Linked DNA regions of Homo sapiens: region 1 is linked to region 2. The links are chromatin loops, found by intact Hi-C in ENCODE. Cell type or tissue: IMR-90. All regions are shown on one strand. Each heading gives the region's core, and the rest is flanking DNA. Links, peaks and the distances in the headings are about the cores only.

What was found. A loop is a pair of places that touch in the nucleus more often than their neighbours do. Peaks named below come from ENCODE experiments on the same cell type or tissue, not always from the same donor. Only the 100,000 strongest peaks of a DNase experiment are listed, where the experiment ranks them.
Region 1: it touches region 2 in a loop (2.0-fold over the local background); 1 of 110 quality-filtered maps calls a loop at or near these places.

The regions. Positions count from the first base shown.
Region 1 is chr2:144,069,546-144,073,951 of GRCh38, reverse strand. The region is part of intron 6 of QTMAN (queuosine-tRNA mannosyltransferase); the gene reads left to right. Among named protein-coding and RNA genes, the nearest start is that of QTMAN-AS1, 130 kb to the right of the region's middle. In IMR-90, for the core only: a CTCF peak has its summit at 2,275; a DNase peak (open chromatin) is centred at 2,331.
Region 2 is chr2:143,703,417-143,707,822 of GRCh38, reverse strand. It overlaps ARHGAP15 (Rho GTPase activating protein 15), which reads right to left. Exons shown (of 14, transcript NM_018460.4): 13 at 4,299-4,404. The region is part of intron 4 of ARHGAP15-AS1 (ARHGAP15 antisense RNA 1); the gene reads left to right. Among named protein-coding and RNA genes, the nearest start is that of ARHGAP15-AS1, 70 kb to the left of the region's middle. In IMR-90, for the core only: no CTCF peak of the experiment used is centred there; DNase peaks (open chromatin) are centred at 1,332 and 2,272; H3K27ac peaks cover 1,380 bases.

The DNA.
Region 1 (4,406 bases), core at 337-4,336, 370 kb before region 2:
TAATCAGTAATGGAGCTTCAGCCTCCTCATTTGTAGAATGGGATGATATACCCTCTTCCTGCATAGGGCACAATGCCTTGCGGAGTCCATGAGTTTAATAAATGTACGTTTCACTCAACACAACTGAGTTGTGGAATTTTTGTCCTAAGTTCTCCCCATCAAGGTTGGGAGTTGGGGGATATGATTCGAAGGAAATAATTGTTTGGCAGTCTTTTTTGTATGTTAACTTTAATTTCTCCCTCCAAATAAGATGGTAGCTTTTGAACCGTTATTTAGCTAAGCAAACATTTTTTCAAACGTTATGTTATCAGAAGTAGAGCTGATTTTGTTGGAGCAGGAGGGGAGACCCTACCAGGTTGCTTTCTCCTGCCCACTCATGTCTTTCTGTAAACCCAGAAAGGGCTATGCAGAACTTCTTGGGCTCTGTAAACAAACTTTTTGAAAACGATCGTGGATCCATAATTGCACAAAATTATTTGTTCAAAAGGACATAATGAATATTTAGAATGACTCCCTTGAAGTTGATCCAAAACTTCTTGTCATGATATGACTTGGGCTGGAATATAATTCCATTGCATCACCTTTCTTTCACAGGAGAGTAAAACAGATTGCTTGCCAAATCTATGTTAATCAGCATTTTTGTTATAATTGCCAGGATATTCAGTTTACAGAAATAAATAAATATATATGATATATATATAAATATATAAAATATATATATGTTTAATCCTTAAAGGTCTTAGTTCACATTTTTATAGTGAGTGAGAAGTATGTTGGGTGACAATATATAGCTGTCCATTTTGATTGGCTATGTTGTTATCAAGTTGCAATTTCCAATTAGCTTAAAAAGATCAGATAATTTATGCATACAGTGCTGTTTGACGTGAATAAAGGTTATCCCTCTCACAGACCTCACCCAGGGAAATCAGTTTTAATGGCTACTCATTTGAGTCTAAGCAAAGGTAGAGAAATATGGCCACAGAGCAAAACTTGTAACATAAAATCCCCCTGTGTCTGCTTCAAGATGTCCCAACTAAGTTTTAAGCTCCTTAGGAGTCAAGATCTTTGCAGGAATAATAAAGTGTAAGTGTAGTCTATGCTCACTAAATTTAAGTCTTGTCTTTAACTCTTTTAAACTCTACGAAAGTATTTTCTAGAATGAAAAGCCTGTTATTAAGCCAGACAAAGACCCTAAGCCTGTCATGTACATGCTGAGCACTCTCAAGTTAAAGGAACCTTGTGAAGGCGTTTGGCCTGGCTCTCTGTTGTCTGATTCTGTGTTGTGGATTTCTGTCAAGGTTTTGAGGACAGGCCCCTTTCTCAAGGAGTGGTGCAATTCCTGCTTAGCTTCTAAACAGACTTGCTTCTTGCTGCCCTGCCTGACTTAGAACTGTGTTCTGCCTTGCAGTTGACATCAACTGGTTGAATGACCTTGGACAAGTCAAGTTACTAAAACTCTCTGAGTCTTAGTAAATGAGAAGACGGACTAAGTGCTCGAATCTAGTTTTAAAATTCTGTGAGTCTTCAAGATAGCCTATGTAACTGAAAATATGTATCCTATCTTTTGAATTGTGCTGGTAAGAAAGTAAGATTGTCTTTACACAGACACATACACTCTGACACTCCTTTACACTGGGATTTGCTACAGTGAAACCAAAAAAATTAGAGATATAAGTTATAGGGAAAATGTGAAATACACCTCTTTTCTGCTTTTTTTCTGGGCATCGGATTCCTATTTTTCCTCCACATAAAACTGACTGAGCATAAGCAAAGTAAATACTAAGTCTCATTCTTGATCATTCACAGCTTGAACTTGGATTGAAGTTGCTTGCTCTCTGATCCAGAGTTTTTGGATGCATGGCTTTTCGTGTGAGCAAAGAAATAAACATACTAAAAAGGTTGTAGAAAATTGTAGATTTAGTAGAATCTCTGAGATGATTTACTCTGGGGCTAGGTTTAGAATGGCAAACAGATGCAAAGCTTTTTCTGGCCTTAATTTTTGAGTTGGCTTTATTCTTGTCTACAAGAGGCCTAGATTCTTGCTGTTCTCCTCACCCCTCCCTTTTTTGTGCACTTCTAAGATTTAAGAGTGTGATATGTCTGAAAAAGATTTGTTTGATTAGAAGAAAGTATGCCCAGAGAATATTGCCATATTATCTTGTATGATTCATTTTATTAACTTGCCACCATCCAAGGCAGGAGGACAGAGTATAGAATTTGACATAGGCAACATTCAGCCTCCCAGAAATTTAGAGAAGATGTTGGGCCTTTCATCTCCGCTAGATGGCCATTGAGATGAAGGCTTTTCCTGGGAGGAGGTCCAAAATCATCTCAGATGTGTAGGTTTTGGAGATGATTCAAAAGGGCTGCTTCGTGGAACGTGAGACATTCCCAAGGTCAAATCAGTTTATTTAGGCATGATTATCAGTAAACTACATGAAAAGAAAAGCGAGTATCCATTTCTGTTAACTTTAGCCTTTTCTGAAACCATGTGCCCAATCTAAAAAAGGGTAGTGGTTGTGAAATATAAAATTCCATGTGTTTTTGCATAATCGGGATTAATTTTAAATAATTCATCACATAATTTACACAATAAAAAAACCAAGTTTTCTTTTAAAAATTAGCGTATTGTTGAGATAAACATCCCCAACCCCTATCCCCCTCGAAACTCTATTTTGTTCCTAAGACTGATATTCCTTCAAAGGGCAAAATGTTCCCATGTTATTTATTCCAATGGAGTAAGAAAAAAAAAAAAAACAGTGGCAGTATGTTTATTTTAGTAAGGTTTTTTAAAGCATTTTATGTCCTTTTAACAATGTTTTATTTGTTTTATTGTAGATTTTTGATCCTCTGTCCCATACCTGCTATTAAATGAAACTATATAGCTTTAAGCTAAGCACTTTCACAAAGCCCTGTAAATAACAACCCTCTTTTCTCATTTAAAGCCAGCAGGACATCCCATCATGACTACCTCTTAATTAGATGATATTTTGATCTGTGTTCCTATTCATTAATGCTTTGTTTTCTAGTGTCATGTCATGGTACGGTTTACTCACTAATACAGTTTTGTGACATATTCCTACAAGAGCTGGACCAGAGGAGTCCCGGTTTGGCTCAGGGTTTCTGATATATTGCTTGACATAATTTCCAGATTGATATATGGGTTAAATTACATAATACTGGAAACGTATAATTTTAAGAAATAATCTTTAACAAAAGTCATGTTATATAGTAGAAAAAGATTGACTTTAATACATTGATTATCTAACTTCCAAAACATTTTTACTCCATTTGCTCTCCCTGAGATGGTCTATTGTGTTAACACAGCTCACTGTGCTGCTGGTTCTGCAGTTTTGTGCTTGGTATTTTTTTGCTAATATTTAATGCAGTGCATTTTATGTTCTTCCTTTTATTTCATTTTATGTTGTATTGTGTTATGTATTTCACTGCTGGATCTAAATTGGGGAAGGGAATCCTGCTTTGTCCTTGTACTATAATGAAGATAGAGTTTGTTAATATAAATGTAAACTGCTGTCTTAGGTGCATCATCACATGAAGACTGTTTCATAATTGAATATGTTGGTACTAGATACATTTAGAAAATTAGAGTCCCTAAACACCTACTCACAGAGAGAGATGAACTTAATGGTTTGTTGTATACAGTTTCATTTAAAAATATTTTAGAAGAATGACTTATTTGTAAGAATATGTAGAGTGCAAAGTAATGATGGTAACAGTGGAACAGTTAAAGGAAAAATATATGTAGCAATTACATTCAACATTTATTAGGATCTTTGTTCTTAGAAAGTTAGATATTTTTGAGAATTTCAAAATATGGGTGGTAAAATTAGATTAGATTGAGAGGGAGAAATAAGTTTCCAGAAGCACGTTAAGGACACATTACCTACTTTAGTAAACATAACTATAAAGTGTATTGCTTTTTATTAAATTATCTGCCTTCACAGAGCAATAATATTTTTTAATGTATAGCGTTAAAAATGATGGGATGACAGCAATTTCAAATCCATTTTCCTCATTTTTCTAAGTGAAATGGGGAAATATATATGAATATATCTTCAATTAAGAATGGAAAAGATTATTTTAAATAATGCAGCTGCAAAAAATAAGTGTCCAATGAGAAATGTGTGCAAAATGCTAATGATTAATGCTGTGTTGCTGAAGTTCTTATTTGTCAATATCTAAATGTTTAACGTTGGAAAGAATATTTCAAAAGCATGAAATATTTGGAGCATAAAGGTACTGTACCCAAATATCTTCTTATAATCATTTCAAAATTTATTTGAGCAGCTCTGGCTTCTTCAGGCTTGAAAAAAGGAAATCAGTCACATTTGCACAAAAACAGTATGATCAAACCTGTTATTCTTAATGTTTTTCTGACATAAATG
Region 2 (4,406 bases), core at 240-4,239:
AGCATTTCTCCAAGTTGAAGCAGAAAGAAAATAAAAACCATGAACTACACTTTACTAAGGCAATATGATGTATCCTGTTCTACATAACCCTCCCCTATCACTGAACACTTACATTGTCTCCAAATGCTCACTGTTGCAAACAGTGCTACCATGGACAATTTTATCTGCATAAACTTTTCACCTCTATGTGACTGGTTTTAAAGGTATGAAACTTTGAAAAGTCTGCATTCTCGAGATACATTGCATATACGGGTTTTCCGATATGTTAGCTGTCCATCCCAACCAGCAGCATATAGAGGCCTTGATTAATACACACCTGCCAAAATCGGATTCATCCTATTTCATTAGTTTGCTACAACCTCGTCATCTTCTTTCCCATGTCTGTTTTTGGAAAACAGAGAAAAGAGCACCCTTCTAAACAATATCTCATTTTGCTTTTAAAAATAATGCTATCAGGGGGACTATTTTCATAAGTACTTATCATTGAAATCTCAGATGTATCTCTATGGCTGACTGGATATGGGAGACAAATGAAAACTGTGTGGACTTTTCCTTTGAAAAATCTCAAGATTTTGGCCATTTCTTTCCTTTTGACGTCCATCACTCCAATCCAATTGCAACTCCCCTGGGACCTCCTGGGTTCTCTCCTCTTTCTACCTCTTTCATCCTATACTCTGCTGTCAGATGACTCTTACATTAACACTGAGCACATCATGCAATTTTCTGGTTCATAAAAGGTTAACGATTCCCTAGTTATTATTTAACCCCTTTACTGGCTCTCAACCACCAGCTACTATCCATCAGCAAGTAAACCATCTTGCTAGGTCCTCCTTCCCACTAACTTCATCTTCACTCTGCCTCTCTGCCTTTCCAAAGAAGCAGGCTATAGGAAAATGCATTTGACACTTGTATTTTATAGAGACAGTTTTGCCATTTATATGATGATTCAGAAGGTACCAGAGGACCTTCCAGGGCCTATCACTGTAATGTCAGTTTGTGAAAATGGCTATTAATAAAGGTTTCTGGCTGACGGGATCTTGAGATGATAGCTTATTCCGAATTCCTGGTCTTAAGCTATGATAGCAGATGCATAGAACTTGACCCTGAGTTTGATTAAGAATGAAGACTCTGGACTCTGAGACTAGTCAGCCTGTGCAGCCATTGTGCAACCTTATGCTTAATATAATCACAATCCTTTAAAAATTCTGGCTTTTGTGGATAGGATTTGCATTTACCTTCTAGTCCAACTGTGCCGCATTAAGCTTTCCCAGTTGATAGCTGATCTGCTTTGAGGAGTGCATTTAACTCAGAGCTCTGCAAAAATGGAGTGCTTTTCTGTTGACTGTAGAGTACGTAGGTCAAGTGGAATTTTTGGCACTTCATTACATTCCCTGACCCTCACTAAACAAACTTCAAAATATATATATTTGCAACAATTTGGAATAAACACTACATACAAGGGTTGACGATAGATTTTCTGAAGAACTACCAAATGCATTAAGACTAAGGAAAACATTCTAATGATTCTTTCAAACACGAATATATTTAAATTCCTGTTAAACAATCTTCTTATTTAGTCTTCTCAGGCTTTGATGACACGCCACGATTGGCTGTTTATCAAAAACTTAGCAAAAAAATGCTTAACAAGATATAATTGTGTGCACACACTCGTGCATAATTAAACCCAGTTTATAAATTGGTACAGGGTGAAATATAGTCATACCACCCAAGAAAGGTTGGTGGCTAGCAAACAACACTTCTTCCCATGTATAATAATCAATCTTAAAATGTGAATACTGTGAAGTGATATAATAATCTGATCTTAAATCTTAATTTAAAACATCTATTTCCATCTCTATTGAACTAAATGAAAGTTCTGACAAGATTAGGAAATTAACTGGGATGTAAAAAACAGGATCAGGCATTAATTGTTAAAACTGGGATTATGTGGCCTGGACATGGACGATCGTCATCCTTTGAAGGTTTTTAACTAGATAGATTCTCTTCTGTGTGTTTTATTTATTTTATTTGAAGGAGGATTTAGCTGACTCTTAGTTTCTTTATTTTATAGCTATTTCTTCAGTTGAAAAAAAAGGGAATAATTGGGACAGAGTAACGGATATTTCTCAAGAACTTTAAGACAAGGTATTGCATAGCATTAAAGGGTATACTTTTCCATTTGTTTTATGACTTTGTCCAGTTAAAGTTACTGAGATAAGCACTCCAGTATTTACTTGTAACTTGAAACCGCTTTCATGGTGTGTCTGGATCCTAAGGGAAAAGAATTAACATTTGAGGAATGCTTACCTTGTGCCAGGCGTTTTATATGCATTATCTCATTTAATTCTCATAACCACAAGATATGGTTGATAGTATTTAATCCGATTTTACTTGCCTGAGATCATAATGGGAGTAAAGCATAGAGCAAGGATTTGACTCTAGGTCTCTCTTTCTATTTCTTTAAAGCCCAAGATCCTTTCACTAAACCACATTGGATTTCTCACCGTAGCCAGTATGTGGGAGTGACAAGAAGGAACACTCTAATAGTAAGAGATTTTCTGAACTTTAAGATAAAGTTCCCCTTTTGAGAGTAAAATAAGACAGAAAATGATGAGTCAGATTAAAACATGTTCCCTAACGCAATGAACTGGTTTAGCAAGTTATGGACTGTGTATACCATGAAATACTATTGACATCATTAGAAATAATAAGATAAGTCTGTTTAATGAAATAGAAGTCTGTATATGAGTTACAAAATAGTTGTATAATAATATGTGCAATATGATGTACTTTAACATTAGAAGCAACCATACACACATATGTTTGCATGTGTTTAGGAACAGGTCAGGAAGGATACATACAAAAATGTTAGTTACTTCTGTTCAGCAGGCTAAGAGTGGTAGGCAGATTTCAGTTTTTAAATGTAAATGCATCACTGTTGCTTAATTTTGGGGGGTGCAATTGCATGTATTACATTCACAATGAAAAATCATGTAATAGATTAGTTGAATAATCTGTAGGAATGACTCATCCCAAATTATGAGTGATTGAGGTGTTTAAGGAGATTTAATCTCACAAAAGCAAAACTGCTCAATCTATTTGAACCTCTGTCAGGCTTCAATTTTACTATGCATATATCATGAAAGCTAAAACCTCATAACTTGCGTTGCACTCTGCCTTATCTGAAGAAGGTGTTAACAGAAGGCAAATGAGTAACAGTCATTTCAGACTTAACATGTCCAAAATAGAGCTCTCAAACCTGCTTTTCCTACTCAACTTGTTCCTCTCTGCAGTTTTACCCATCTCTGCGATACTATCGCTTCTTCACTTGCCCAAGTTGAAACCCAAAATTTGCACACTTGATTTCTCCTTTCCTTTCCCAATGGTATCCCAACCAGCAGCAAGTCCAGCCTGATCCATCTCCACAATATCTCTACCCATTTCTCTCTGAGGGCTCCACTCAAGCCACCAATATCTCCTGCCTGTACTACTGTGGTTGTCTGCCATTAGGTCTTCCTCTCTTCACCTTTGCAATGCATTCTCCACTTAGCAGCCAGATCAATCTTTTACACTCCCTCAATTGTAGCATTCTTCAGTGGTTCTTCCTTGAATTTAGAATAGAATCCAAATCTCTCACTGTGGACCACAAGAACCTATGTGATCTGATGCTAGTGTGATACTTGGGACTTCAGCTCCTGATCCCATCTTGCCTCCACATTTGGGCCTAGCAGTTCGGGTTTAATTTCTGCTTTTCAAATACTTCCAGCTCTTAGGGGCTTCTAGGGCTTTACATTTGCCTTTTTTTTTTTTTTTTCCTGGAAGACTCCTCTCTTAGCTATTTACATGGATAGCACCTTATCAATCTGAGCCAACATTTTACAGATGAGGAAATTGGTTGCAGAGGGTTTAAGTAACTTATTTGTGGCCCCAGCACGTGGTACATGGTGGGGCTGAGTTTTGAATCCATGTCTGAATCATTTCATGTTCTTTCATTATGTTAGATAACAAAGTCAAGATGACCCATCCCAGGGTCCAGGCGATGGTTCTGACAAGCAATCAGCAAACATATACTAGTTGAAAGGGCCTTGAAAAATAAGTTATTTCAGAAGTTCCTTTTGTAGATTGTCCTTCCTATCCCTAACACATTCTCCAGCTTCTGCAGAAAGACCTAGTTCAGCTACAAGGGAAAATACGAGATGTACGCATTTGGAAACTCTTGCCTTAGAGATGTGAAATTCAATATTGCCCATTTAGGAAATGACTATAAAATGACACATCCAGAAATCCTTACAACTTACTTAGTTAGATGTCCAAAGAGGACTTTCATGGTGTCACGATTTGGCGGAGGGAGTTTTTGTACAAGAGATTTTACAGCTTCAATTCTTGTGTTGTTGTCTTGCTTTTCT